Regions from separate parts of the Homo sapiens genome. Here region 2 is linked to region 1. A link is a loop called in an ENCODE intact Hi-C map of the cell type or tissue named here. Cell type or tissue: heart right ventricle. All regions are shown on one strand. Each heading gives the region's core, and the rest is flanking DNA. Links, peaks and the distances in the headings are about the cores only. Region 1 overlaps CDK19 (cyclin dependent kinase 19). Region 2 overlaps RPF2 (ribosome production factor 2 homolog).

Region 1 (15,579 bases), core at 3,132-11,131:
GGAAGCTGCAGAAGAAAAGGCTGAAGCTAACAGAGGTTGGTTCATGAGGCTTAAGGAGAGAAGTCACCTCTATAACATAAAAGTGCAAGGTGATACAGCAAGTTATCCAAAAGATCTAGCTAAGATCATTGATGAAGATGGCTACACTAAACAACAGATGTTCAATGTAGACAAAAGAGAATTCTATTGGAAACAGATTCCGTGTAGGACTTTCATAGCTAGAGAGAAGTCAACGCCTGGTTTCAAAGCTTCAAAGGACAGGCTGACTATCTTACTAGGGTTTAACGCAACTGGTGATTTGAAGTTGAAGCCAATGCTCATTTACCATTCTGAAAATCCTAGGACCCTTAAGAATTATGCTAAATGGCCGGGTACAGTGGCTCACGCCTGTAATCCCAGCACTTTGAGAGGCCGAGGCAGGTGAATCACCTGAGGTCGGGAGTTCGAGACCAGCCTGACCAACATGGAGAAATCCTGCCTCTACGAAAAATACAAAACTAGCCGGGTGTGGTGGCGCATGCCTGTAATCCCAGCTACTCAGGAGGCTGAGGCAGGAGAATCACTTGAACCTGGGAGGCGGAAGTTGTGGTGAGCCAAGATCGTGCCATTGCACTCCAGCCTGGGCAACAAGAATGAGACTCCATCTCAAAAAAAAAAAAAAAAAAAAAAGAATTATGCTAAATCTACTCTACCTGTGCTCCATAAATGTAACAACAAAGCCTAGATGACAGTGCATCTGTTGACAGCATGGCTTACCGAACATTTTAAGCCCACTATTCGGACTGACTACCTAGAAAAAAGATTCCTTTCAAAAGATTACTGCTCATTAACAATGCACCTGGTCACCCAAAAGCTCTGATTGAGATGTACAAGGAGATTAATGCTGCTTTCCTGTTTGCTAACACAACATCCATTCTGCAGCCCGTGAATCAAGAAGTCATTTTGACTTCCAAGTCTTATTCTTTAACAAATACATTTCATGAAGCTATAGCTGCCATAGATTGTGATTTCTCGGATGGATCTGGGCAAAGTAAATTGAAAACCTTGTAGAGAGGATTCACCATTCTAGATGCCATTAAAAACATTCATGATTCCTTCAAGGAGGTCAAGGCATCAACATTAACAGGAATGTGGAAAAAGTTGATTCCAACCCTCATGGATAATTTTGAGGAGTTCAAGGTATCAGTGGAGGAAGTAAATGAGATGTGGTAGCAATAACAAGAGAACAACAATTAGAAGTAGAGCTTGAGGATTAACTGAATTTCTGCCATCTCATGATCAAACAGGTTTGGATAAGGAGTTGCTTCTTATGGATGGGCAAAGAAAGTGATTTCCTAAGATGGAATCTACTCCTGGTGAAGATGCTGTAAACACCACTGAAGTAACAACAAATAATTTGGAATATTACATAAACTTAGTTGGTAAAGTAGTGGCAGGGTTTGAGAGGACTGACTCAAATTTTGAAAGAAGTTCTAATATGGGTAAAATGCTATCAAATAGCATTGCATGTTACAGAGAAATCTTTCAAGAAAGGAAGAGTTCATTGATGCAGCAAACTGTATTATTGTCTTACTTTAAGAAATTGCCACCCCAGCCTTCAGTAACCACCACTCTAATCAGTTAGCAGCCATCAATACTGAGGCAAGACCATCCACCAGCAAAAAGATTATGACTCACTGAAGGCTTAGATAATCATTAGCACCTTTTAGCAATAATGTATTTTTTAATTAAGATATATACATTTTTATACATAATGCTACTGGACACTTATAGCAGTGTATATTTATACTGTAAACTATAGTATAATAAATATGACTTCACTGGGAAACCAAAAACTTTGAGTGACTTGCTTTATTACAATATTTGCTTTACTGCAGTGGTCTGGAACCAAACTTGCAATATCTCTAAAGTCTGCCTGTGTAAGAGGGAAGAGTGTAAAGTTTATAACTACATGCATTTACTAGAAATTCTTCCCTAATCCCCAAATTTGCATTTTCTAGAGCGTCAATATGCACTTTCTATTTCTGTGTACCTCTTATGCTTTTTCTACCCTATGGGTTTCTATAAGTCACTAAATATCAACATGAAGGCCGACTGAGGCAAAGAAATAGCAAACTAATGTTACCTATATCTATTTTGTTACTTCTTCTAATTCACCTTTCACTCTGCAGCCAGGAGTGATATTTCAAAAATCCTTAACTGATCATCTGTCACTATGAACAGGTCTAAGGAATCAAAGCAAGAGATGAGGCAAAGACCATATAAAAGGAGCCTTGTAAGCCATGCAGAAGTGTCACCATTGGCAGGGCGCGGTGGCTCATGCCTGTAATCCCAGCACTTTGGGAGGCCAAGGCGGGTGGATCACGAGGTCAGGAGATCGAGACCATTCTGGCTAACATGGTGAAACCCCGTCTCTATTAAAAATACAAAAAAAAATTAGCTGGGCGTGGTGGTGGGCACCTGTAGTCCCAGCTACTCCAGAGGCTGAGGCAGGAGAATGGCATGAACCTGGGAGGCGGAGCTTGCAGTGAGCCGAGATCGCGCCACTGCACTCCAGCCTGGGAAGCAGAGAGAGACCCCATCTCAACATAAAAAAAAAAAAAAAAAAAGGAAGAAGAAGAAGAAGTGTCACCATTGAGGTTCTCTAGTATCACTGGCAACATGGTAGGGTAAATGGGTCAGTGGAGAAGCCAGCTGTTAGAAAAGGTACCACCCTTTGATTACCTTCTGTACATGTTTTATGACTCTCAGATTTGGCCTCACTGAATTATATTAGAGTATCTTTCAATGTTTTAACTGTTTGCATCTCTCCCCTGCCCTCCTCCTGCATTAGACCATAAGGTTCTTGAAGACAAATACAATTTTTACTTACTAACTTATTTATTTTGAGACAAGATCTCACTTTGTCTCCTAGGCTGGAGTACAGTGGCACGATCATAGCTCACTGCAGCCTCAAACTCCTGGGCTCAAGCCATCCTCCTGCCTTAGCTTCAGTAGCTGAGACTACAGCTGTGAGCCACCATGCCCAGCTGATTTTTTTATTTTTTTGTAGAAATGGGGTATCACTTTGTTGTCCAGGCTAGTCTTGAGCTTCTGGCTTCAAGTGATCCTCCTGCCTCGGCCTCCCAACATGTTAGGATTCCAGGTGTGAGCCACCACACTAGCCCAGAAAGACATTTTAAAATTTATTTCTATATTCCTAGGGACTAGCACAATGCCTGACACATTGAAAGAGCTCTTTAAGTGATCTCATCTAGTCTGCGGGCTTTAAATGTCACCCATATGCATTAACTCCCAAATGTTTACCTCTAGTCCACCCATCTCCCCTGAACACCAGCTATGTGTATCCAGCTGCCTCAAGAGCTCCATTTGAATGTCTAAAAGCCAAAACTGAGGTTGCGCTCTCTACCTCCACTACCCTCTATTCCAGTACCTCCAGTACCTCTATTCCCACTGCTCTTCCCTCGCCTCAGTTAATAGCAACTCCATCATTGCAGTTATTCAGGCAAAAACCTCATCTACTTTAACTCTTTTCCCAAATATCTCCTCCTCAGTGAGTCTTCCCTAGCCTTTCTATTTAAAATCGCAACCACCATTCTGCACTTTATCTTTCTGCAAGTACTAACACTTTCAAACATACCATAACTCTATATCCCTTATCTACAATTCTAAAGAAACTGTAGAAAATCAAAAGCTTTCTAGTAACTCAGGTAGAAAAATTATTTGTAATTCAATAGAAAAAAATGCATTGTTAGGGGCACATCCTTTCAGTTACCTGATTCTGATTCTAGAGAAGCTATTTTACAACTCTGTACATTACACATAACTGATAACGATGCAGAATAATTCTCAACTATAAGCATACAAATTATGTGCTGTCCGGTAGAGGTTCACTGACTTCCCTCCCCAATAGTGGAAGAAGCTGGTTTTGCCTCAATTTGCATATCCATTTCAATATTCCTGATCTGTACACGTACCTGTTTTAAAGTTTCTCCTTTGAATGGGCTATAATACCAGCTTGGTTCCTTCATTCAAAAAGTTAAATAAGCTGGATGTAGTGGCTCACACTTGTAATTCCAGCACTTTGGGAGGCCAAGGCAGGAGGACCACTCAAGGCCAGGAGTTTGAGACTAGTCTGGTCACACAGCAAGAGCCCTATCTCTACAAAAAAATAAATTAAATTAAATTATCCAGGCATGGTGGTGCAGGCCTGTAGTCCCAGCTACTAGGGAGGCTGAGGTACGAGGACTGCTTGAGCCCACGAGTTCAAGGCTGCAGTGAGTTATGATCGTACCACTGCCCTCCAGCCTGGGTGACAGAGTGAGACCCTGTCTCTAAAAAAAAAAAAAAGTCCAGGTACAGTGGCTCATGCCTGTAATCCCAGCACTTGGGGAGGCCAAAGAGGGCAGATCACCTGAGGTCAGGAGTTTGAGACCAGACTGGCCAACATGGTGAAACACCATCTCTACTAAAATACAAAAATTAGCCAGGCGTGGTGGTGGGTGCCTATAATCCTAGCTACTCAGGAGGCCGAGGCAGGAGAATCCCTTGAACCTGGGAGGCGGAGGTTGCAGTGAGCCAAGATCACACCATTGCACTCCAGCCTGAGCAACAAGAGCAAAACTGTCTCTAAAAACATAAAAAATTTTTTTAAAAAAAGAAAGTTAAATAAAATCATTAAAATGTGTTCATCTTATACCTGTATAACAGTCATAATTTTACCTTTTTTGAAAACAATCATTTAATACTCATTGTACAGAAATATGTCACTTAAACTGACAAGAAGCTGTTTATTGTCTGACATGAAGCTATTAAATGGACATGAAACTGTTTATATGTTATTTATTGTCTGTCTCTCTCCACTAACATATAAGCTCCATGAAGGCAAAGGTATTTGTTGACTTTATATCTCCAATGCATAAAATGGTACCTAGCACATAATAAGCATTCAATAAATATTTGTCAAATAAATTAAATCTACTCAACCGGTTCTTACTCACAAAATAACCAGTAATGGCCTGTAACCTAATAAAACTTTGCTACCCTTTCATAAGTTATTCTTTTTCAAAAGGTGTTTTAAATGATTTTGTTTTCAACAAATTGAATAGACAATATCTAAAATAATTATTCCAGGGACGCTAAGCCTCCACAAGCTCCATTTACTTTAGGCTTAAAAAGGAAGACTTCTTTAAATTAGCACCTACTCTACCAGAAGAATAAGAGTGCTGGCTTGAGGTAAAGAGCAGCAACACAGCTCTGAATATCTCAGGATGGGATCTTTAACCTGGTGTATAATTCGAAGAGCAAAGGAGTGCTATGAGGGTATTTCCTGAAAGGGCTGTGAGCACAATAAGTGCTACAAAATCCTAAAGAAAATAACACAAAGGAACAGGGGACACAGGGGAACACAAGTGAAGCAGATATTAACCTTATTAGTAGTTATGTCCAAGGCCAGTTTACTAAGAAAATGCTAGGCTCTAGATAAACATCACACAAGAGTGTATTCACTACCTCTGTTTACTGAAAAAAACAAAGAAGTTAACTTTCCTACTGTTGTTTACTGAAAGAAACAAATGAACAACAACAGTAAACAACCTAAATGTTCAATAATAAGAAAACTGATAAGTAAATTATGGTAAATAGCCACATATTGTAGCCTCAAATATATATACTAAAATATTTTAATTACTCGAGGAAAGACTATAACGTTGTGATATAATGTAAAAGGACCACAGGCTGGGTGCAGTGGCTCACACCTGTTATCCCAGCACTTTGGGAGGCCGAGGTGGACAGATCACTTGAAGCCAGGAGTTCGAGGCCAGCCTGGACAACATGGCAAAACCCCGTCCCTACTAAAAATACAAAAATTAGCCACGTGTGGTGGTATATGCCTGTAATCCCAGCTACTCAGGAGGCTGAGGCAGGAGAATCACTTGAACCTGGGAAGCAGAAGTTGCAGTGAGCAGAGATCGTCCCACTGCACTCCAGCCTGGGCAACAGAGTGAGACTCTGTCTCAAAATAAATAAATAAATAAAATAAAATAAAATATAAAGAGATATAAATAACAGAAAATGGGCTGGGCGTGGTGGCTCACACCTGTAATGCCAGCAGTCTGGGAGGCCGAAGCAGGCAGATCACTTGATGTCTTGAGATCAGGAGTTCACGACTGGCCTGGCCAACACGATGAAACCCCGTCTCTACTAAAAATACAAAAATCAGCCGAGCGTGGTACCGCATGCCTGTAGTCCCAGCTACTCGAGAGACTAAGGCAGGACAATCGCTTGAACCCGGGAGACAGAGGTTGCAGTGAGCCAAGATCGCACCACTGCACTTCAGCCTGGGCACCAGAGTGAGACTCTGTCTCAAAAAAACAAAAAACAAACAGAAATATGCCAAAACATTAACAATAGTTATTTCTGGGTGTGAGATTATGCATAATTTATATTTCTATTTTTTCTATTTTACAAGTTTTCTTCAATGAGCATTACTCTTATAATTTAAAAACAAATACATACACACACCAGAAGACAGAACTTTCCAGAAATCCACCTACCAAAATAAGACACTATCATACTATCTCAGCTTCTTTTTACATGGTTATCTGAGAAGGGACACAGTGAAAGGAGATGGCCATACTTGTACTTTCCCCATCTCTTGGCAAAATCAGATTTTACCAACGGACTTTAATCTCTTGTCTAACAAATGTTTGTTCAACATGACATCATACAACTACAAATACGTGTAATCATACTTAAACAGCAATTAAGTAGACCATTATTTTCCTGTGTCTCATATTATATGATAACATCTTCCATGCCAGATACTCACAGCATAGTAACATGATCCCACTGGAGCCTAATGAAGAATGTTCAATGAACATGCCAATATTTTATCTGAGCTCCTTTCAAAGCATGTAAGTAGCTATTTTTAAAGTGTCCACTTTTCACTGTCCTAAATGTAAAATAATCTACAGTTAGAATTCTAAACTTTCTCTAGATCCTGACTCAATTTAGAGAGTCTGTACTAGACTAAAAATTCCAGAATCCATTCGTATTTTTATGTATACATCTTTCTTCCCTTTTCACTTTCTGTTCTCCAAGTCTATGATGCCCTCATGGGTCCCTGACTCCTTTTTCAAGGGCATTCTGAATGGAAAGATCCTCTTATACTTCAATTACTCACTTATCTCAAAGTAAATCCAATTTTCTATTCTTTTTTGATCTCTTTTAAGTAACAGTGTGATTCATTTGACCATCAATCTTTCCCCTCAGTGAGAACAGTATCACCGACTTTATTTTAGAAAGCACTGAGTATCATTTTTTAAAATGTCTTAACACCTCTTTCCCCTTCCCAAAGAACTGAAGGTAAATGAAGTAGGGTGTTTTATGGCAAATAGGAGATTTGCCTAATTCCAAAATGTTCCAATACTCCTAAAACTGTAAATTAAGAATTAGTATTTGAAAGTTGACACTTTCACACCTACGACAGGCCTTTTGGAAGCTGCTCTTTATAAACACATGAGATTCATCATAACCTTCCAGCAGGTGGCACTCATACTCTGAAAAGGGGTCTGTACAGACTAACACAGCTCTGGTTCAAGGTGGCCCTAAATCTTCTGCTTCATTTTACTTCAGTGACACTTCCTGGTTACCAGTCATAAGCTCCAGGGAGGTCAATGTTCCCCTTTGCCACCCAGTTGAAATGACAGTGAGGCAGTAAGTAAAATGCAAAAAATATAGGTTTTAGAATCAGAGGCTGAGTTTGAATCCTGTCTTACTAGCAGCAGTTAAGACATAAGGCAAGTTGCTTAACTCTTCTGAATCTCATAGAAGAATAAGATGTCTACTTACAAACATAAACAGTTTCCACAAAGAATAAATTAATATAAATAGATTAAATACACAGCACAGTGGGCCAGGCACGGTGGCTCACACCTCTAATCCTGGCACTCTGGGAGGCCAAGGCAGGTGGATCACCTGAGGTCAGGAGTTCGAGACCAGCCTGGCCAATATGGTGAAACCCAATCTCTACTAAAAATACAAAAATTAGCCAGGCATGGTGGTGGGCGCCTGTAGTCCCAGCTACTCGGGAGGCTGAGGCAGGAGAATCACTTGAACCCAGGAGGCGGAGGTTGCAGTGAGTCAAGATGGTGCCACTGCACTCCAGCCTGGGCAACAGAGCAAGACTGTCTCCAAAAAAAAAAAAAAAAAAAAAAAGTACATAGCACGATGCTTGGAACGAATTAAGCATTTGACAAATTATAGCTTTTATTATCATTTTTAACCACCACTATTTGCAAGAATGTTATGAAGAGTAAATCGGATAATCCAGGTAGAATGCCTGGCATTGTTCTTGATAAACAGTGGCTGTTGTCATTGTTGTACTTAAGTGAAAATTTCAATGCTAACCACTCCGGTTAGCTTTGACATCAGAGATACTTAGAGAGTGAGGCTGAGTTGGAAAATGCCACAGCATTTCCTTGCCAAAGTCCATGAAACACCCACTTAGTAGTTTCTATAATAATAAAATGGCTATATGAAAGTTATTTCCTTTCCCATTTTTCAACAATCTGGTTTCATTTTCTCTCTGACTTTTAAATTCTGCATGTACTTGGTCTAAGAGAGATATCTGAAACCAAGTAAGCTTTGCGATAAATAAGAAATTCACATCTCCTTGACTATGAGAGCATACCTATTCTTTTTTAGTATAAGTATTTAATCTTTTTTTTTTTTTTTTTTGGAGACAGAGTCTCACTCTGTTGCCAGGCTGGAGTACAGTGGCGTGATCTCAGCTCACTGCAACCTCCACTTCCCGGGTTGAAGTGATTCTCCTGCCTCAGCCTCCCGAGTAGCTGGGATCACAGACACATGCCACCATGTCTAGCTCATTTTTTGTATTTTTTTTTTTTTTAGTGGAGATGGGGTTTCACCTTGGCCAGGCTAGTCTCAAATTCCTGACCTCAGGTGATCCACCTGCCTCAGCCTCCCAAAGTGCCGAGAATACAGGCATGAGCCACCATGCCCAGCCTTAATCTTTTATTAACATATCCCATGAGAAAATTGGATATACTTCTTATAAATCAAGGGCACTCTGAATATACACAATTTAAATATGAAAAATGAAACAGATACAAACTAAAACAAAGAGTTTACAAAGTAAAATCTTAATTACCTGGAATTCTGAGGGGTATTCTAACTCATTTACTGATTCATTAAGTAAACTTTTGCTTGCAACCCTCCTTGTCAAAAACCTTCCTACCTTGACAGTTAAACAAAATGAAATTTGCATTTGACTCTATGTAGTCTTCTTTATTTATTTTTGTTGTTGTTGTTGATTTTGCATTGCTATAAGACCCTAGGCAGTCTTTCAGTCCCTTGGGATTTCGATAATCAACTACTAACAAATGTTTATGTCCTTCTTATTTATCCTTTTCTCTCCTTGAAATAGAATGGTGGGGTGGGGGGTGGGGAATAAGGGGTGGGGGACGTGGGTGAAACTAACCTAAAATTCCTTATTTAGATTCTGGCTTAAAAGAAAAAAGTATCGACTTATTCTCCAAATTCTGTCCCTAGTTTTCTTGTCCTTCTCCATTCCACAGTTTTTCTTAACATCTTACCCATGGACCTGAGCTTTAGCTGCTCCTTCTATGGAGAATCCCAAATCTCAATCTCTAGCCCTAATGTCACTCCTAAACTGACATCAATTTCCCAAGATGCATCATACAATACAACCAAGAGAATATCCCACTGTAACTCAAAATCCACAGATCCAAAACTGAGTATCACTTGCCCAACTTTACCTCCTAGTGTGTTTACTATACCTGCAATGATGCCAACATTTCCCAATCATCAAGGCAGGCTGAAAACCTTATCATCAGCCAGGCACAGTGGCTCACACCTGTAATCCCAGCACTTTGGGAGGCTGAGGCAGGTGGATCACCTGAGGTCAGGAGTTAGAGACCAGGCTGGCCAACATGGCGAAACCCCATCTCTACTAAAAATACAAAAATTACCAGGCATGGTGGCTTGTGCCTGTAGTCCCAGCTACCCAAGAGGCTGAGGCAGGAGAATCTCTTGAACCTAGGAGGCAGAGGTTGCAGTGAGCCAAGATTGTGCCACTGCATTCCAGCCTGGGCGACACAGCGAAACTCTGTCTCAAAAAAAAAGAAAAGAAAACCTTATAACCAGTGTTCACTCACCAAGTGCTACATACTCTGCTTCTTAAATATCATTCATTAATTCTCACCTTAATAATTAAAATAAACCCTTAACTAGTATATACACAGGTGCTCTTCTCTCTGCCTAGAAAGGTACAGAAACATATTTCCTATCTTCTTTGCCTGATAAATGCCTACTTACTTTTTAGAAAGAACTCATTTATCACTTCTTCTAAGAGGCCTTCCCTGAAACTCTTCTTCTGAAGTGTCTCTTCTATGTTCCCATCCATACTGAATTACCCTTAACACACTGCTAATTAAATAAAGTTATGACATAGTATAATTGTCTCCCCCTAACTGATTGTAAGATGCAGGGACTGTGTCTTCCATCTATACATTTCCATTGTCTTGCACAAGCCAAACACATGTAGATTTTCAACAAATGTTGGCTAAGTGATAATCCATCTCCTATCTCTTCTAATATACTCTATGTATTGACATCAGAATATCTTCCTAAGATAAAAAGTCTGATAAATTGTTAACTCTCCTACTTCGAAATTTTAGATGGCTTCAAAGTTAAAACTCCTAAATAGACCATTCAAAGCTATTCACCCCAAAGGCTAAAACTATTTTTCCTGTAAATAATTTATTTTGGAGGACCTGAGGCTCAAGCTAAAACTATACTGTAAAGATTTTAACCAAAAATATGGCAGGTGACTAAGATCAAGTTAAGGACAAGTGGGCTTTCCCCTGCAAAAGGGAGTATCATAATTGGCGTATGTATGGCCTTTACCTTCAGGATGCTCCATATGCAATCATCATGAATTGGCTTCTAAGTCGTCACTGCACAGAATTCTGCCCATTACGTCCCATGAAGCCTTGCCCTGGGACATGGGAATGAGGCAGAAGCATGATGGAAAATACCCAGCAGATAGCAATGGGAAAAAAAAGTCTAAAAATCTACCATTAGAAAACATTTGAGTGCCAAGCATATTTGAGGCACTGAGAGCCTTGGGGACTTTACAGCCTAAAAGGAACTGAAGAGGAGACAAAATGGACAATTTTTAAATTACAGTTATGGTGAGGCTATTAAGGAAAAATACAGAGTGCATATGTAGGAAACCTAACCTAGTCACGAAAGTCAGAAAAGATGCTCCTTAGGAAGTGTGCCTTATTGGAAAGAAGAGGAAATTGAGAATTTGAGCATTAATCAGCAGAAATGAGTGCTGGCAGTTATTTTCATTATATCATGAATACACAGACGCTAAAAGAACTCCTTAACTATTCATCTTCTGGGTGCAAACATCAGATAAAATCCCTACTTTATTCTAAATTTGCTATGGCAGATTTCCATCACTACATGATAGGGTGTATCTCTTATCTTTCCATATGAATATTAATAAAATCATCTAGCACAGGACCTAACAAAGTAGAGACTCAACAAATTTTAGATGAGTAAATGAAAGTAACAGTACATGAACTGGTTTTCAAACACGTTGGTTAAATGAAATTTATTCCATATTGAGAAAATATTATTTTCAAAACTGCCATTATCAAGCACCTACAAAAATATTCAAAAAAATTAGATTTCTCAAGGAAATAATCATAGGTTTGAAAAATAATCTGAAATTGACATTTGATTAATTAAGCATAATAAAGTGTAATTTTATCCTATGTGGCCATAGTAAACCTTAGTTTTATGTCAGTGCAAACTTGGGCTATTTGGTTTTATACCTAACCCATATCTTTATAACTTACACTTCTAAAATACATAGTTTCGGCCAGGTGCGGTGGCTCGTGCCTGTAATCCCAGCACTTTGGGAGGCCAAGGCAGGAGGATTGCTTGAGCCCAGGCATTCAAGACCAGCCTGGGAAACATGGGTGAGACCTCATATCTACATTTAAAATTAATTAATTAAAAATAAAATATATAGTTTGCATTTTCTGCTTTTACTAAACAAGCTATCAGGTAAAGCCCCCTAGAATTCATACCTTTCTCTACCTCCCAGATGGCACTGGCTGAGGATCTGAAGGGAGAGGAGGAGGTCAGCTTTCTGATGGAACTTACCTAACACATGTTGAAAGTTCCACTTTTCAGGACATTGGGCATTATCAGTGGTCAGACACCCCACCCCAGACACAAGAAATGGTACTAACTTTAACAAATTACAGCCAAGGGTTTTAATTATTAATGGCTAAATTACCAGTACCAATGATTCAATGTATTTTAGATCACTATGCTTCTAGAGAAGATAAACACAGTGAAGTCAAGGCTCAGACAAATTATCCATTTGTAGTTCCTGAAGACCTCACAGGAATTTTAACAGTAGTAATAAGGAAAGCAGCTAAATGATCTGACCCAAATACAGTCCAGGAAATAGTTACTGTATTGTTTCCATTAAACAAAAATGCCACTTCCTTCCCACTCTGCTAAGAAAACTGGGTACGTGTTATGAGAAAACACAGAGGGGGATGAGCTTCCACAATGAAGTAAATGATTTCTTTTATACTAAGCATTTACTAATTTTAATCAATAAATCCTAAAAATGGTATTTCCACTAAGAGTGATAACTTTAATTTTTTAAAAGAGCTATATTATTACATGTGTGGCTTTTATGTAAATGTTAAACAATGACTAGAAAAAGAATCTAGAAATCACTAAATTATAATAATGAAGAATAAGTAACACCATAACTTTCGATAATTTTGTGTTTTGCAGTGCACCTAAGGACAACATTAATCTGAAAGTAAGCTTTCCTTGAATTTCTAAGCTTTGATATTTACTGTCTATTCAAAGCTGCTTGAAAATAAATTATGTACATATTTTTTGCAGGGAGGGGTCAAATCTCACATACACTCTCCTCTTTGAAATGTTCTCCAGTGTAAGTTCTGGTCACATACTTCGATACACTTCAAACAAACACCCACAACGGGGAAAGGTTCTTTTAAATAAAATACACAGGGAAGGCCGGGCATGGTGGCTCATGCCTGTAATCCCAGCACTTTGGGAGGCCAAGGTGGGCAGATCACTTGAGGTCAGGAGTCTGAGACCAGCCTGGCTAACATGGCGAAACCTCATCTCTACTAAAAATAAAAAAATTAGCCAGGCATGAATCACCTGAACCTGGGAGCCGGAGTCGTGCCACTGTACTCCAGCCTGGGCAACAGAGCAAGACTCCATGTCCAAAAAAACAAAAAACTATATATATATATATAAAATGCAGGGAAGTTTTTTTTCCCAAGATGGCAGATTGGAGGCAGTGTTAGCATGCCTCTCCCACTAGGAAAGACAAAATAGTGTGTAGAGACTCACTCTGGGAACTTTTTTCCAAGAAGCAACGCAGGAACTTAGGAAACCTGAAAAAATCCACAGACCCTTTGAAAGAAGTGTCAGGCTGCAGCCTACACCGTGAACCAGGCAAAAAACTGTAAGTCTCCTGAGTGTGAGAAGGGGAAAGACTGCCTCCAAGATATACATCCCCACCAGGGAACCTGGAAATCCAGGCCACAGAGAAGGGCCTTAACCCCACCCAGCACAGGAGCTGATTTAGGGAGTGGTGAGGAATAGAAAGGTAGGAGCAGCAGTGGGAAGAGCCTTGCATGCATTCTCCAATGCAGACTGAGGGAAGCCATTCTACCTCACAGGGGACCTCGTGGAAGTCAGCCAGCTAACTCAGGCAGTGGCTGCAGGTTGAAAGAAGCCCTCAACTGAATTTCACAATGTAACCTCAAGTGGGGACAAACCCCCTTGGCCAGAACTAGGCGACGAGTGGGAAGTGTGCTGCAGCCATGAGTGCAGGAGCTGGGTGCCCTGGCTTTGCCAGCAGACTGGGAGGGGCAGTTGCTATCTCCAGGTAAGGCTTATACCCTGGGGCAGTTTTGAGTTCTGAGCATACACAGCCTGAACTTAGCTCATTGCTGCTAGCAGAATACGGTGGGTGTCAGATCTGCCTTGCCAAGTGCATGGGAACTGGGTGGGGCTTACTGCCGCATACTACTCCCCACTCCCTGCATGAACTCTTCTGTGCAGCAGAGGCAGCTATGTTCCTCTCTGGAACATTACCCCAGAGGCCAGAGAACCACCTCCTGACTCCCACAGAGGCCGCTGCTTTCCTTGCATGCAGGGAATCAGAGCACAGACCTACCTGACTGAGCCCCCACCTGGCTTTGCCCCTCCACCCACCCTGGTAGCTTAACACAAAAGACAAAAACTTCTGGGAGCTTTTCGGCCCCACCCATCACCTGAAAAATCAGAGTACCTCCCCTGGGTAACACAAGGCAAGTAAAAATCCCACCACTACTACCACAGGTGGTGCTCTCTTGCAAGCGTCACTTCCTGGCTAGAGGCCAATCAACACAGTCCATTAAAGCATCTCCAGGTAGAATAACATTGACATTGTGGCCAGGAAGGAAAAAACTTGTGCATCACCACTGCCTGTACCACTCTGCCTAACCAGGAGGTCCTGAATCTGCCCACATGACAGGTTCATTACTATTACAATCAGCATTTGAGAAAGCCAACATACTAAGGCTATCTATATCTAAGGAATCTCGGAGTCTGCGTCACTCCCCGGCCACCCTCATCAGACTTGGTGCTGGTACCCACTGCTGAAAGACTTGAGGACAGGTCACATCACTGGATTCTTTGCAGACATTCTGCAGCACCAGCCTGGAGTGTGGCAGCCCCACTGGGCAGCTAGACCCACAGGAGCAACAGCATTCACAGTAATCTGGCTCTCAGGGACTCCTACTCCTAGGGGAAGGGGAAGTGCACCATATCAAAGGAACATCCCGTGGGACAAAATCATTGCGACAGCAGGCTTTGAGTCCCAGATCTTTCCACTAGTGGTAAATTTCTTTCAGCAGAGGCATAGTTGCAGTGCTGGGCTCAGTGGGGAAAGTCTGCAGCTCTACCCCAACAGTCAGGTGGCCCTGGTGCTCATGAAGGGTCTTGGAGAAGGGGACTTCTATTCCCCCTCGTTCAACACTGCAGACAGTTAGGGCTTCCCCCACAGGAGCTCAGTATGTGTGCACCTATAGACAGCCTTTCTGGAACTCTTCATGGTGACTGCATCCCCACAGGAGGAGTATCTGCCAGGTTCAGGCTTGCATAAGAGGTAGAGTCACAACTCCTCTCTACTCAGAACATCAACATTCCTGCAGATGAAGAAGCGCCCATCTGATAAATAGCCAGACTACTGGGTCAGAAGTGGGTCTAGGAGATAGATAGCTTCCCTGCTGACCTGGCAGGGGAGCTGAGATGGCTCCCACCTTTCCCCCGTAAGACCTCAGTGCATTCCACTGAAAGCTTCCCCAGCCACCTCTGACAAGGCTGTGACTTCTGCCCATCATTGGCTATTGCATTTACCCAACTGCTTGAGCACAATGGGTTTCTACCCAAGGACACCTCCCCTACTGGCCT
Region 2 (15,579 bases), core at 3,009-11,008, 320 kb after region 1:
TACTTTTATTTGTCTCAGGTTTTTTACAGTCATTTGTTGAAGAGATCATGAAAGTAAAAATATAAGATTTATCTCAGAATTCTCTTTCATATAGTACTTAATCAAGGCCTGGTTTTGTTTTTGTGATACCATAATGCTTTTAGTTGCATGACCACTTTGTGGCAGTGTTACATAGTGAAAGCTGTAGCATTTGAGCTTTTTTAGTCTAGTGTTGATAAAAGCTGACAACAGCTTTTCTTACACTTGAGGTTGTGACATTCCCTCTATTTGATCTCCCACCTCCAGTTATAGTATATATTTATTAGCTATCTGAATCCCAGACCTACGGAGCTCAAAATGGCTATGGAAGGAGTGGTTGTGTTGGAAATAGTGGTCAATTTTCTCCTCCTGACCCTCTCCACACATTTTTTTTACTACAATCTTGGATAAATGAGTTTTGCTGCTTTAGAGAGGGGTTGGCAAAAATATACTGCTTGCAGATCAAATCCCTCTTTGTGTGAGGCTCATGAGCTAAGAATGGTTTTTACATTTTTAAAGAGTTGGTTAGGCTGGGCATGGTGGCTCATGCCTGTAATCCCAGCGCTCTGGGAGGCCAAGGCGTGTGGATCACCTAAGGTCAGGAGTTCGAGACCAGCCTGACCAACATGGATAAACCCTGTCTCTATTAAAAATACAAAATTAGCCAGGCGTGGTGGCACATGCCTATAATTCCAGCTACTCGGGAGGTGAGGCAGGAGAATCACTTGAACCCGGGAGGTGGAGGTTGCGGTGAGCCAAGATTGTGGCATTGCACTCCAGCCTGGGCAACAAGAGTGAAACTCCATCTCAATAAAAAAAAAAAAAAGAGTTGGTTAGGCTGGGCACCGTGGTTCATACCTCTAATCCCGTTGTTTTGGTAGGATGAAGTGGGAGGATTGCGTGGGGCCAGGATTTCTAGACCAGCCTAGGCAACATATTGAGATCCCATCTCTTAAAGAAAATTTAAAAATTGGCAGGAAATGGTGGTGGGAGCCCAAGTGCTAACTATCTGGGAGACTGAGGGTGGAGGATCAGCTGAGTGCAGGAGTTTGAGGTTATAGTGAGCCATGATTGCACCACAGCACTTTTAGCCTGGGCAACAGAGTGAGACCTTGTCTCACAAAAAAAAGAAGAGTTGGCTAAAAACAAAACAAAAGAATGAGCCTAAAATACTTATTATATGGCTTTTTGCAGGTAATTTGACTACCCCGTTCTAGAATTTTAAGAAATAAAAAGCAGACTTTGTGGAGAATGGGATGAGTATATATACACACACACACACACACACACACACACACACACACGAGTATGTATGTATATAAAACACTCAAGTATATATGAGGGGTGTTTTATGGAAAGCTTTGAGATGTTAGTCATACCATGAAAATGTTTTTAAAATTTTAAGAAAGTAATTCCATTGATTTAGACATACAAAATAAATATATATATTTTAATTGAGACAGGGTCTCACTCTGTCACCCAGGCTTGAGTGCTATGGCGCCATCTCAGCTCACTGCAACCTCCACCTCCCGGGTTCAAGCGATCCTCCCACCTCAGTCTCCTGAGTAGCTGGGACCACAGGTGTATACCACCATACCCGGATTTTTTTTGTATTTTTACTAGAGACGGGATTTTGCCACGTTGCCTGGGCTGGTCTCCAACTTCTAAGCTCATGCAATGCACCCACCTCAGCCTCCCAAAGTGCTGGGGTGACAGGCAAGAGCCACCACACCTGGCCATAGAAAATATTTTTTGGACACCCACTTTGTTCAGGACATTGTACAACTTTGTACAAGGTGTGTTCACATATGACATCGCATGTGGCCTTTGCAAGTTTTTGCAGGAGGTGGTATTATCCCTATTGATAAAGTTAATTCTCAGAAAAGATTATTTGTCCAGATATTTAGTGGCAGAGCCTGAATTCTTGGACTTTCTGACTCTGCATCCCCCACTCTGGTTGTGGACAGGCCAGGTGGGTAGTTGTTTGCCATTTATGCTTCTGTTTAGAGGCTAGAATGAATGATAACCAAACTAGGGGCCCATACCTTGGAGAGTCTTGTAAGGAGTAAAGAAAAATGGAGGGTTATGACTCTTTCATCTGTTTTTTTCTTTAATATTAAGTTAAGAGGCTTTCCAATTGATTTCTGGACTAAAACATGTTGATTCTAATTTTCGTGCTAAAAGTGGTGATCTCAGTAAACTGAATCAAAGCATGCGGGATGTGGAGACTACAGGCATAATGTAAAAAGAGCTGTCTAGGATTAGAACCCCACACCTAGATTTTTTTAGTACTCTGAAATCTGTAATGGAAGTCTGTACTTCTGAGAACCAAATGGATAAGATCTCTCTCTTTCTTTTTTCCAAGATGGTGTCACTCTGTCACCCAGGCTGGAGTGCAGTGATGCCATCACGGCTCACTGCATGTAGCCTTGATCTCCTGGTCTCAAGCGATCCTTCCTCCCACCTCAGCCTCCCAAGTAGGTGGGACTATAGATGCTCATCACCATACCCAGCTAATTTTTTGTATTTTTCTTAGAGACAGGGTTTCACTATGTTGCTCAGGCTGGTTTCAAACTCCTGATCTTAAGCCATCCACCTACCTCAGCCTTCCAAAGTGTTGGGATTACAGACGTGAGCCACTGCACCCAGCCAGATAAGTTTTTTTTTTTTTTTTTAAGATAGTCTTGCTCTTATTGTCCAAACTGGAGTGCAGTGGTCTTGTTGCCCAGACTGGTATGCAATGCTTTTGTTGCCCAGGCTGGAGTGCAATGGTGTGATCTTGGCTCACTGCAACCTCCGCCTCCCAAGTTCAAGGAATTCTCCTGTCTAAGCCTCCTGAGTAGCTGGGATTACAGGCATGCACTACCATGCCTGGCTAATTTTTTTATTTTTAGTAGAGACAGGGTGTCACCATGTTGGCCAGGCTGGTCTCAAACTCCTGACATCAGGTGACCTCAGGTGATCCGTCTGCCTCAGCCTCCCACAGTGCTGGGATTACTGGCATGAGCCACCTTACTGGGCCTCGTGTGTTTTGAATGTATGCAATGATAGTAGTGATATCCTGCGAGTAAAAGGAATTTGTTCAGCAAATGAAACACTTGGTGTGCTATTCCAAAATGACAGCATAACAAAATAAATGGTTTCATTTTATTTATTAACTGAATAGTTTTCATGTATTCTTAGTCTTGAAATGCACATCTTTTCCCTAAGTACCCCAAATCAGGAAACTTGAAGTAAAAAGCTGGAAATACCTTTCCTCTGTATTTTTCTTTCTGGTTCATTAAGTCTTCATTAACTTCCACTGGAAGAAAAAAACTGTTAGAGTTTTTTGTTTCGTTTTGTTTTGTTTTTTTTAGACAGAGTCTTACTCTGTTCCCCAGGTTGGAGTGCAGTGTCGCATTCTCAGCTCACTGCAACCTCTGCCTTCTGGGTTCAAGCGATTCTCGTGCCTCAGCCACTAAGGTAGCTGGGATTACAGGCGTGTGCCTTCACACCTGGCTGTCTTTTGTATTTTTAGTAGAGATACGGTCTTACCTTGTTGGCCAGGCTGGTCTCAAACTCCTGATCTCAAGTAATCAACTCGCCTCGGCGTCCCAAGTGCTGGGATTACAGGTGTGAGCCACCGTGCCTGGCCTGAAGGTAAGATTTTTAAAGGTAAGATTCTTAAAGTTCTTAAATTTATGCATGGACTAAATGGGATTTATTTGGTTTTATAGGAATTCTTTTCAAAGAAGTCAGATTGTTCTTTATTCATGTTTGGCTCCCATAATAAGAAGCGGCCAAATAATCTAGTAATAGGTAAGTATAATTTACTTTTTAATGTTTTCACTGATAGAGTCAATTTGTTAGCAGCAGCGAATTCATACGGGTCTGCAGCAACTTGGTTCTTGCCTCTTCAGAGGAAATAATTCATCCAAGAGGCATAGGCAGAGTAAGAGACTGAGGGAAGTATTTGAACAGGAGTGAAAGTTTATTAAAAAGTTTTAGAGCAGGGGCCTGGCATGGTGGTTCATGCCTGTAATCCCAGCACTTTGGGTGGCGAGGTGGGTGGATCATTTGAGGCCAGGAGTTCGAGACCAGCCTGGCCAACATGGTGAAACCCCATCTCTACTAAAAATACAAAAATTAGCCAGGTGTAGTGGCGCGTGCCTGTAGTCCAGCTACTCAGGAGGCTGAGGCATGGAGGTAGCAGTGAGCCAAGATGGCGCCACTGTACTCCAGCCTGGGTGACAGAGTGAGACCTTGTCTCAAGGAAAAAAAAAGTTATAGAGCAGGAACAAAGGAAGTAAAAGGAAGTGAAGTACGCTTTGAGCGCCAAGCAGGCAACTTGAGAGATTCATGTGTGCTGTTTGACCTTTGACTTGGGGGCTTTATATGTGTTGGTATGCTTCAGGGGGGTTGGTGTCTCTTCTCCCTTGATTTTTCTTTTCTTCTTTTTTTTTTTTTTTCCTGAGACGGAGTCTTGGTCTGCTCCATCACCCAGACTGGAGTGCAATGGCCCAATCTCGGCTCACTACAACCTCCGCCTCCCGAGTTCAAGCAATTCTCCTGCCTCAGCCTCCCGAGTAGCTGGGACTACAAGTGCCCACCACCACACCCAGCTAATTTTTGTAATTTTAGTAGAGACGGGGTTTCACCATGTTGGCCAGGCTGGTCTTGAACTCCTGACCTCAAGTGATCCACCCGCCTTGGCCTCCTGAAGTGCTGGGATTACAGGCGTGAGCCAGCATGCCTAGCCTCCTACCTTGATTTTTCCTTGGGATGAGCTGTCTGCCTGTGCAGTGGCCTGCCAGCACTGGGAGGGGCCACATGCACGGTGTGTTTATTGGAGTTGTACGTATGCTCATTTGAAGCATAGAGCAAGTTCATATACCAGTTGAAGTCAGCCATTTTGCCTCCTAGTGTGCATGCTTGAGCCCACCCACCCAACTCCTGAGATCTTATTGGGAAGCAGCTGATTACTAGCTGCTGATTACTGCTGATCCACCCACCTTGGCCTCCCAAAGGGCTGGAATTACAGGCGTGAGCCACTGTGCCCGGCCTGATCTAAAAATTTTTTATTCAATGTCACAAGGTGAAAACAAAACCAAAAAACCCCACCAAACTAGTTTACAGCTTATTGATTACTCCTGATTCCTCAATACCATCAGTTAATCTGAGTCACAGAGCTTGTTACAGTAGATAGGCAGACACGCACAGGACAGGAGAGGCTGCCCACTCACCCGACCCCAACCAGGAATGTCAGGCGACCATCAGGTGACAGTCAGGCAGCTGTTTAACTGTCTCTCTAAAATAATAATTGGTTGCAGCCAGTGCCAAGGAGAGGCAGGCTCCCAAGAAATAGATTACACACCTGTAATCCTAGTTACACAGGAGGCTAAGACAGGAGAATTGTTTGAACCAGGGAGGCAGAGGTTGCAGTGAGCCGAGATCATGCTATTGCACTCCAGCCTGGGTAACAGAGCAAGTCTTCATCTCAAAAAAAAAAAAAAAAAAATTTATGTCGGTCAGCAAGTAAAGAATGGGGCATATAAATATGACCCTACCAATACAGTGAAGTGCCACAAGTAAGAAAGAATATGAAAAGATTCCCTGGTAATTCATGTTTCTTAGAATGCCTTTTCCTTCTGTCTCTGTCGGAATCAAATTCTGGTTTAAATGGGAAGCGTGGTCTCTTCGGGCTCTCAGCATCCCTGCCTACTTAGTTGTAGATGCAGCACAATTACTTTATACTTGCATTGAGTGTCTCTGAGCTCCCAAATAGCATGGATCCATTGGAATTGGGGGGGAAAATTATCCTAAGTTGTAGATATTTTTTTCATATGAAATATATATATGTACTAAATCAATATTAGAAAAAAAAATGTATCGACCCACATAAATTAATCCTTCTCTAATATCTATTGAATAAATAGATTTGAAAAAGAACCTTTACCTCAGTGTATTGAGATTGAGCCTGGCATGCTCACTGGCTTAGGCAAGCCCTTTACCTTCTGTAGGCTGTCATTTATTCTTCTATAAAATAAAGGAGTTGGGCTAAGTAATATCTGAGATCCTTTCCATGACTAATATCATAAAAATCAATAAGTAGAGTTGAAAATGTAAGAAAGTGGGATATGTTTGCGGGGGTATAGGGAGAAAAAAGAGGCAGATATTAGGACATTTTGAATACACAGCTCTTGTGGGTATATGTAAGGTGGCTCTTTGGGAAAAATACATGCTTAAAAATACATTTTCCTTCCAGGTCGTATGTATGACTACCATGTGCTGGATATGATTGAATTAGGTATTGAGAATTTTGTCTCTCTAAAAGACATTAAGGTAAGATACTCATAGAAATGAAAAGTATTTTGTAATGCTTCTCTTGACCAGTAGTGACATCTTGTGGTGAAGAGTACTGATAGAGTTTTGTAGATCAAGAACTTTGTGTTTTTATTTTGACATGCTCCAGGATAAAAATACAATTTTATTTTACCTTTCTTTTAAAAAGAGGAATATATTTGTAGTGAATAGCAACATATGTGGACTTTGTGGCTGTTAGACTTCAGACTGTGGTTACTAATTCTTGTCTAGGCCATAGTTTTTTTATTTTTTGTTTTTATTTTTTGCTTTTTTCATAGTTTGAATTTATTTTTTATTATTTTGTTTTATTTTTTTGAGACAGGGTCTCACTCTGTCACCCAGGCTGGAGAGCAGTGGCATGAACATGGCTTACTTCAGCCTTGACCTCCTGGGCTCAAGCAATTCTCCTACCTCAACCCCCAAGTAGCTGGGACTACAGGCACATGCCAGCACGCCCAGCTAATTGTTTTGTATTTTTATTGTAGAGACAGGGTTTTGTCATGTTTCCCATGTTGCCTAGGCTGGTCTCAAATTCCTGACCATGGTGTGAGCCAAAGCACCTGTAGGTCTATAGTTTAAATACTGTCCTCTTCCTCTGAATTATCACAGCACCTATTTTATGGAACCTTAGAAAAACCTGTAGAATTTTCAAATTGAACCCAGGAAGCTCTGGCTGATTCTATAGTATGTTGGTTACTAACCACCAAATGGCAGGTCAGTTCACCCTTGGGGAGTTGCATCTTTGTTTTAATGATATTATGAAATAGAAAGTAGTAAATGGTAGTAAAAATACTCTTAGAAAGGCAGGAAGAGTGTTCTAACTCAGCTCCTGGGTACAAATTGGGCTTCTGTTCCCTCAGAACTCTGCTTCAGGCTTAATCTATCTTATCAAATACATTATTTCACCTAGACCTCATAGCAATCTGGGTAAGGCCTAAGTAATTTTCTTTTTTGTATAGATTGGGAGATTGAAGGCCCATAGGGGTTTCATTGGTGAACTAGAATCACACATATGGTCAGTATAACCAAGATTAGGACTCTAGGGCTTTGAGAGAAGTGATGTTGTTGGTAATAGAAGGTTATATAACTGCTCTCAGTTTATGGGTTTTTGAGGCTCATGGTCTAGTTGGAAGTATTGTAGCAAAAATGTATAATTACTCTTTTCCTGACTTTAAGAGGAGGACATGCTTTCCAGGTTTGGTAGAATTCCTGTACTAAGCAACTTTATCCCGTGAGTTTGGAAAAAAAGGTTCTTACCAGATCCCTATTTAGTCAGTCACCCCAGTTTCCTCAGGTACAGGTGGAACAGTGGTCTGAAATTAGATTTAGAGGCAGAACACTTGGATTTGAGGCCTGTCTTGGCTATTTAGATGACATTTGTGACCTGACAAGTCAATGGCTTCCTTGACCTTCAGTTGCAATCACATGTAAAATAAGTATAACAACATCAAATGAGATAATATATGTGAAAATGCTTATCAGTAAAGATAATATTTTGTAACGTATTTTGTAAAGTACATAAACTGTGATGCTTGATTATGGTGGAAGCCCTCATATTATTTTTCTTTCTGTTTTTTTTTTTCTTTCGAGACAGGGTCTTGCTCTGTCACCCAGGCTGGGGCGCAGTGGCGCGATCTCAGCTCACTGCAGCCTTGACCTCCTGGGCTCAAGCAATCCTCCCACCTCAGCCTCCCAGGTAACTGGGACTATAGGTGTGTGCCACCTCACCTGGCTAATTTTTTTTTTGTAAAGACAAGCTCTCACAGTGTTGCCCAGACTGGTCTCAAACTCCTGGGCTCAGGAGATCCTCCTCCTCAGCCTCCCAAAGTGCTGGGGTACCCAGCTGTCATTATTATAGTGTCTCTTTGGGACCATGCACGAATCTCTGGAGATGACCAGCATAACCCCATTTCACCTTTACCACTGCCACTAGCTTATCACCAGCTTAGTGGGAGGGAGCACTGGCTGATGAGCACCTTCCAGTCCCTCTACTCTTTCCATTTCACTTCCAAAGCAATGAAATACTTCAGTCATTGTGCAGCTTCTAAACTAGACCACAGTCCAGGCTCTCATGCCTGTAAGCCCATCACTTTGGGAGGCCCTGGCGGGAGGATTGCTTGAAGCCAGGAATTTGAGACAAGCCTGGGCAACGTAGTGAGACATTGTCTCATATATGTATAAAGTAAACCGGCTAGGCGTGCTGGCTCACGCCTGTAATCCCAGTAGCTTGGGAGGCCAAGGAAGGCAGATCACCTGAGCTCAGGAGTTTGAGACCAACCTGGCCAACATGGTGAAGCCCCATCTCTACTAAAAATACAAAAATTAGCCAGGCATGGTGGTGCACGCCTGTAATCCCAGCTACCTGGGAGGCTGAAGCATGAGAATCTCTTGAACCCAGGAGGTGGAGGTTGCAGTGAGCTGAGATCATGCCACTGCACTCCAGCCTGGGTGACACAGCAAGACTTTGTCTAAAAAAATAAAAATAAAAAAGTAAACTGGACCACAAAACCATTATTGTTTGTCAGGTCTCATTTCTTTTTTTGTTTTTTAGAGACAAGGTCTCACTCTGTTGCCCAGGTTGGAGTACAGTGGTGGGATCACCGCTCACTGCAGCCTTGAATTCCTGGGCTCAGGCTATCCTGCCTCAGTCTCCTGAGTAGCTAGGACTGCAGGTGTGTGCCACCATGCCCAGCCACATTTTTTTTTAAGAAATGGGGTCTCACTATATTGCCCTGGCTAGTCTCAAACTCCTGAGTTCAAGCGATCCTCCCGCCTTGGCCTCCCCAACCACTGGAATTACAGGCATGAACCACTGCACCCAGCCCAGGTCTCATTCTTAACAAGAACCATTTAAATTGAACACTACATTTTCACTCATGGAGTGCATATATAACTATAAATTTTATTAATTGAGAATGTGCTTACATTGGCAATTCCTACATGTACTCAGACTTATTAGGCAGTCTTTTTTTTTTTTGAGAGGGAGTTTTGCTCTTGTCGCCTAGGCAGGAGTACAGTGGCATGATCTCGGCTCACTACAACCTCTGCCTCCCGGATTCAAGCAATTCTCCTGCCTCAGCCTCCCGAGTAGCCGGGATTACAGGCGCCCACACTCGGCTAATTTTTGTATTTTTAGTAGAGATGGGGTTTCACCATGTTGGCCAGGCTAGTCTTGAACCCCGACCTCAGGTGATCCACCCGCCTCAGCCTCCCAGAGTGCTGGGATTATAGGCATGAGCCACCGTATCCAGCCCTAGTCTTTCATTTTTTACCCCCCCCCCTTTTTTTTTCTTTTTAATTTTCTAACACCAGTGTCACCAATACCCCATTATTTGGTTACAGGTTTATATTTTTAATTTGTTTTGGTACACTTTCCCTTATTTTCCCTTTACTTCTCCCTTGTCTTTAAGACGTTGTGCTAGATATTTCTTACCTCACCTACCTACTTTTGTTGCCAACCCTCATTCCTCCGTTAACTTGTCCTTCTCCTCCACCCTCACCAGACAGAGTCTTGCTCCGTCACCCAGGCTGGAGTGCAGTGGCGTGATTTCGTCTCACTGCAACATGCGCCTACCTGGTTCAAGCAATTCTCCTGCCTCAGCCTCCCAAGTGGTTGGGATTACAGGTGCCTACCACCATGCCCAGCTAATTTTTTTGTATTTTTAGTAGAGACAATGAGAATATTTAACTCTTTAAACAAGCTCATTGAGAATATTTAATATTAGACTCTACCAGGAAATTGAGTGAGTATTCTAGGAGCCTGTTTCCTCAAGATGGCCATACGTCAAAGGATGATTATATTCAATGAAGTAAGACTAGCCTGGACAACATAGTGAGACCCCGTCTCTACAAAATTTTTTTTTAAATTAGCCTTGCTTGGTGGCATGTGCCTGTAGTCCCATCTACTTGAGAGGCTGAGGTGAGAGGATTGCTTGAGCCCAGGAGTTTAAGTTGCTGTAAGCTATGATTGCTACACTGCAATCTAGCCTGGGTAACAGAGTGAGGCCTCATGTCTCCCCCACCGACGGAGTTTTGTTCTTGTTGCCCAGACTGGAGTGCAATGGCGTGATCTCGGCTCACTGCAACCTCTGCCTCCCGGGTTCAGGAGATTCTCCTGCCTCAGCCTTCCGAGTAGCTGGGATTACAGGTGTGCGCCACCACACCCAGCTAATTTTTGTATTTTTAGTAGAGACGGAGTTTCATCATGTTAGTCAGGCTAGTCTCAAACTCCTGACCTCAGGTGATCCACCCACCTTGGCCTCCCAAAGTGCTGGGATTATAGATGTGAGCCACCATGCCCAGCCAGCTCATCTATTGTAGACTCCTGCCTAGTTCAGGGTCTTCATCATGTGCATGTGACTAGCATTTTATTTTTATTTTTATTTTTATTTTTAGATGGAGTCTCACACTGTCGCCCAGGCTGGAGTGCAGTGGCGTGATCTCGGCTCACTGCAACCTCCGCCTCCTGGGTTCACGCGATTCTCCTGCCTTAGCCTCCCAAGTAGCTGGGATTACAGGCACACACCACCATATGCAGCTAATTTTTTGTATTTTTAGTAGAGACAGAGTTTCACTATGTTGGCCAGGCTAGTCTCAAACTCCTGACCTTGTGATCCACCCACCTCGGCCTCCCAGAGTGCTAGGATTAGAGGCGTGAGCCACTGTGCCCGGCCGTGACTAGTATTTTTAAAAAATGGAATAGAGTAAAAAATATCAGTGCTGTATGTATTAAGTATTGGGGTTTTTTTTTTTTTGGAGACAGGGTCTTGCTTTGTTGCCCAGACTGGAGTGCAGTGGTGCTATCTCAGCTCACTGCAACCTCCACCCCAAGGTTCAAGCAATTCTACTGCAACCTCCACCCCAAAGTTCAAGCAATTCTCTTGCCTCAGCCTCCCAAGTAGCTGGTTGAGCCACCACGCCTGGCTAATTTCTGTAGTTTTAGTAGAGACAGGGTTTCACCACGTTGGCCAGGTTGGTCTCGGACTCCTCACCTCAAGTGATCTACCCACCTCAGCCTCCCAAAGTGCTGGGATTACAGGTGTGAGCCACCACGCCCGGCCAAATATTGTTTCACATAACTTTTATTTGTCTTTGTATGATGTGTATACTGGGTGACAACTTCAAATTTTTTTTTTTTTATTACTATGCATTGTGGTCAGGATGGTTTGAAAACCAAAAGTTGTTGTTGATGATGCTGTGCTTTTTGTTCCCTTCTGTACACCTAAATAGACCCTATAGTCCTAGGGTCAGACTGGCGTGGTTGAAGCATGGAAGACTTGTTAGATCTGGAACGTCCTTTCAGCTTCTGTATCAGACAGACAGATGTTAGGCACATCTCCATCTCCTAAGTATAGACCGTTAAGGTTCCGGGTTTGGAAGTAGAGAATGTCAACAAGAGTGGTCATGGTGAGCAGCAAAGCAACAGGTGACCTCTGGTCCTAGGGCAGAGGGTGTTTGGTTTTTGTACTGTTTTTTTTGTTTTCTTTTGTTGCTGGATTTTGGATAGTTCTTGATTTTTGGTCAGAACAGAGAATTTATAGGAAGCTCAGACCAACAGTCATTCACCTTCCTCCATAAATTACTCATCCAGTTAAAGAATTTTTACTATTTCATTTTTTCCTCTTTGGTGGCTTCTAAATCCTCTTTTTAATCACATCACATTCTATTTGGTGTAGAAAATCTACAACTGGTGAAAATACTTTTTATAGTAAGAGTTTCAACATTGCTGATGAGAATTGGTCTATACTTTCTATAGCTTATGTAAAATTATATTACTTCTCATGTGAATGTCCAGCTGGTAGTTTAATTTAGCCTTCATTTTATTTTTATTTATTTATTGTTTTGAGGGTCTTACTCTGTATCCCAGGCTGGAGTGTAGTGGCAAGAGCACGGCTCATGGCAGCCTGGACTTCCCTGGGCTCAAGTGATCCTTCCACCCCAGCCTCCCAAGTAGCTGGGACCATAGATGTGCACCACCACACCTGGCTAATTGTTTTGTATTTGGTTTGTTTGTTATTGTTTTCTTGAGACGGAGTCTCTGTCGCCCAGGCTGGAGTGCTGTGGCGCTATCTCAGCTCACTGCAACCTCCACCTCCTGGGTTCAAGCAATTTTCCTGTCTCAGCCCCGACTAGCTGGGACTACAGGCACACTGCACCTGGCTAATTTTTGTGTTTTTTAGTAGAGACAGGGTTTTACCATGTTGTCCAGGCTGGTCTCAAACTCCTGACCTCAAGTGATGCGCCTGCCTCAGCCTCCGAAAGTGCTGGGATTATAAGGGTGAGTCACCGTGCCCAGCCTGTTTTGTATTTTTTTGTAGAGACCGTGTCTCCCAGGCTGGTCTCAAACTCCTGGGCTCAAGCGATCTGCCCTTCTTGGCCTCCTAAAGTGCTGGGATTACAAGTGTAAGCCACCACACCTAGCCTATAGCCTTCATTTTTTTTTTATTGAGATGGCATCTCGCTCTCACCCAAGCTAGAGTGCAGTGGTGCAATCTCGGCTCACTACAACCTCTGTCTCTTGGGTTCAAACGATTATCCTACCTTAGCCTCTGGAGTAGCTGGGACTACAGGCGTGTACCACCACGCCCAGCTAATTTTTTCTATTTTTAGTAGAAACAGGGTTTCACCATGTTGGCCAGGCTGGTCTTGAACTCCTGACCTCAAGTGATCAGCCCCGTCTCTGCCTCTGAAAGTGGTGGGATTATAGGCGTGAACCACTGTGCCCAGCCCATAGCCTTCATTTTAAAATACTTTTTATAGGGTATAGTGGGAAAGGCACAGTGGTACAAATAAATTATAATTAAACTTATTTATTCATGAGACAAGGTCTTACTCTGTCACCCAGGCTGGAGTACAGTGGCACGATCATGGCTCACTGCAGCCTCCACCTTCTAGGCTCAAGCGATCCTCCTACCTCACGTTCCGAGTGGCTGGGACCATAGGCACTCACCAGCATGCCCAGCTAATTTTTAAAAGTTTTTTTTGGCCAGTTGCAGTGGCTCATGCCTGTAATCCCACCACTTTGGGAGGCCAAGGCGGGCAGATCACCTGAGGTCGGGAGTTCGAGACCGGCCTGACCAACATGGAGAAACCCCATCTCTACTAAAAATACAAAATTAGCCAGGCGTGGTGGCACATGCCTGTAGTCCCAGCTACTTGAGAGGTGGAGGTTGCGGTGAGCCGAGATAGCGCCATTGCACTCCAGCCTGGGCAGCAAGAGTGAAAGTCCGTCTCAAAAAAAAAAGGTTTTTTGTAGAGATGAGGTCTCACTGTGTTGCCCAGGCTGGTCTTGAACTCACTCCTGGCCTCAAGCTGTCTTCCTGCTTTGGCCTCCCAAAGTGCTGGGATTATAGGCATGAGCCGTCACACCTGGCCTTAAATTTATTTTGATTCAGGGTTGCTGGCCATCAGAAGTCTATTTTGGTTGCTTGGTTGGTTGTGTTGTGTTATGTTTTGTTTTGTTTTGTTTTCCTTTTGCAAGAGTAACTTTTAATTTTATTCTTTGCGTAGACTAATGTTAAAAAAGCCCTTTACATCATTCTTTTGCCATCTTTTATTTGGTAATGTAAATGAATGGAACAAATAATTTTTTTTTTAGTATAGAAGTCTAGAAGCTTAAAAATGTCATCTTAGCCAGGCCTGCACCTGTAGTCCCAGCTACTTGCAGGATGCCTTGAGCCCAAGAGTTTGAGTCCAGCCTAGGCAACACAGCGAGACCCTGTCTCTTTAAAAAGAAAAAAAAACCCACCTCTGTTTTTGCCTCTAATATCAGTATTCACAGACATCATTTTGGAACAGTTAATAAAATGTGAAAATAAATTAGTGTAAAGTATTGACTACTTTAAAATCAGTATAGGCCAGGCACAGTGGCTCTCACCTGTAATCCCAGCACTTTGGGAGGCTGAGGCAGGCGGATCATTTGAGGTCAGGAGTTTGAGACCAGCCTAACCAGCATGATGAAACCCAGTCTGTAAGAAAAATACAAAAAAACTAGCCAGGCATGGTGGTGTGCACCTGTAGTCCCAGCTACTTAGGAGGTTGAGGCAGGAGAATTGCTTGAACCCGGGAGGTGGAGGTTGCAGTGAGCTGAGATTGTGCCACTGCACTCCAGCCTGGATGACAGAGTGAGACTCCATCTCAAAAAAAATAAATAAAAATAAAAAACAAAATCAATATATAAACAGTTTAGACTTTGGTAATTATATAATTGCTTTTTTTTTTTTTTTTTAGAACAGTAAATGTCCTGAGGGAACAAAACCCATGCTGATATTTGCTGGCGATGATTTCGATGTAACAGAAGATTATAGAAGACTAAAAAGTCTTCTTATTGGTAAGTATTTTAGTATTTATTATCTTCAGGGTAGCTCAGGAAGACAGTCTCAGACTCTCACTGGTGGCACTTTGCTACTTTAGGTTTGTAACTTCTTTTTTCTCTTATTTTAAAAATAATATTTATATACTTAAAATAATGGAGTGCTTCACAAATTTGCATGCCATCCTTGCGCAGGGACCATGCTAATCTTCTCTGTATGGTTCCAGTTTTAGTATATGCGCTGCCGAAGCGAGCACAACTTCTTTTTCCTCCTTTTTTTGGACCTTTCTCTTTTTTTTTTCCCTTACCAGCAGCAGGAAAGCACCTAAGTATCTCGGGAGAGTTAAAGCAGCTGTTGTACTGTGTAGATGATTATTTCTGGATGTGTTAGTAACTTAGGTATTACTTGTATAGTGTTTTATAAAATTCCTGCACCCATCTCCTGTCATTCCTAGCATCATTTAAAATTAAATTTAGAAAGTTGAGGGATTAAAATTTCAAGATTGTTTGTATCACCGACTTCCAACTCAAAAACCTTAATTAGTTTTTCTGAGTTGAATATACAAGGCCTTTCACAATATATAACCAATGTAGCTTGGCCTTCTTGATCTCCTATTGCCTTCTTTTTTTCCATTAGAAAGGGTTTATTGCCAATATATTATTCACATTTCTATTGTGTATTCTGATATTGCTCTTATTTATCCAGTTTCTACTATTCATTTAAGTGTCAGATCATCAAGTTTCTTTTCCGGGAAGCCCTCAGTGACCTTCCTGGCTCCTTTTTTTTTTTTTTTTTTAAAGATAGAGTCTTGCTCTGTTGCCCAGGCTGGAGCACAATGGTGTGATCTCGGCCCACTGCAACCTCCACCTCCCGGGTTCAAGCGATTCTCCTGCCTAAGCCTCCCGAG

Evidence for each region. A loop is a pair of places that touch in the nucleus more often than their neighbours do. Peaks named below come from ENCODE experiments on the same cell type or tissue, not always from the same donor. Only the 100,000 strongest peaks of a DNase experiment are listed, where the experiment ranks them.
Region 2: a loop joins it to region 1, with 6 times the contacts of the local background. A loop is called at or near these places in 29 of 110 quality-filtered maps.

What each region holds. Positions count from the first base shown.
Region 1 is chr6:110,674,981-110,690,559 of GRCh38, forward strand. The region is part of intron 2 of CDK19 (cyclin dependent kinase 19); the gene reads right to left. Among named protein-coding and RNA genes, the nearest start is that of CDK19, 130 kb to the right of the region's middle. In heart right ventricle, for the core only: a CTCF peak has its summit at 7,541 (motif pointing right); a DNase peak (open chromatin) is centred at 7,581; H3K27ac peaks cover 1,586 bases.
Region 2 is chr6:110,993,449-111,009,027 of GRCh38, forward strand. It overlaps RPF2 (ribosome production factor 2 homolog), which reads left to right. Exons shown (of 10, transcript NM_032194.3): 5 at 3,735-3,816; 6 at 6,263-6,339; 7 at 14,590-14,689. It also overlaps the pseudogene RNU6-906P. Among named protein-coding and RNA genes, the nearest start is that of RPF2, 19 kb to the left of the region's middle. In heart right ventricle, for the core only: a CTCF peak has its summit at 6,428 (motif pointing left); no DNase peak of the experiment used is centred there.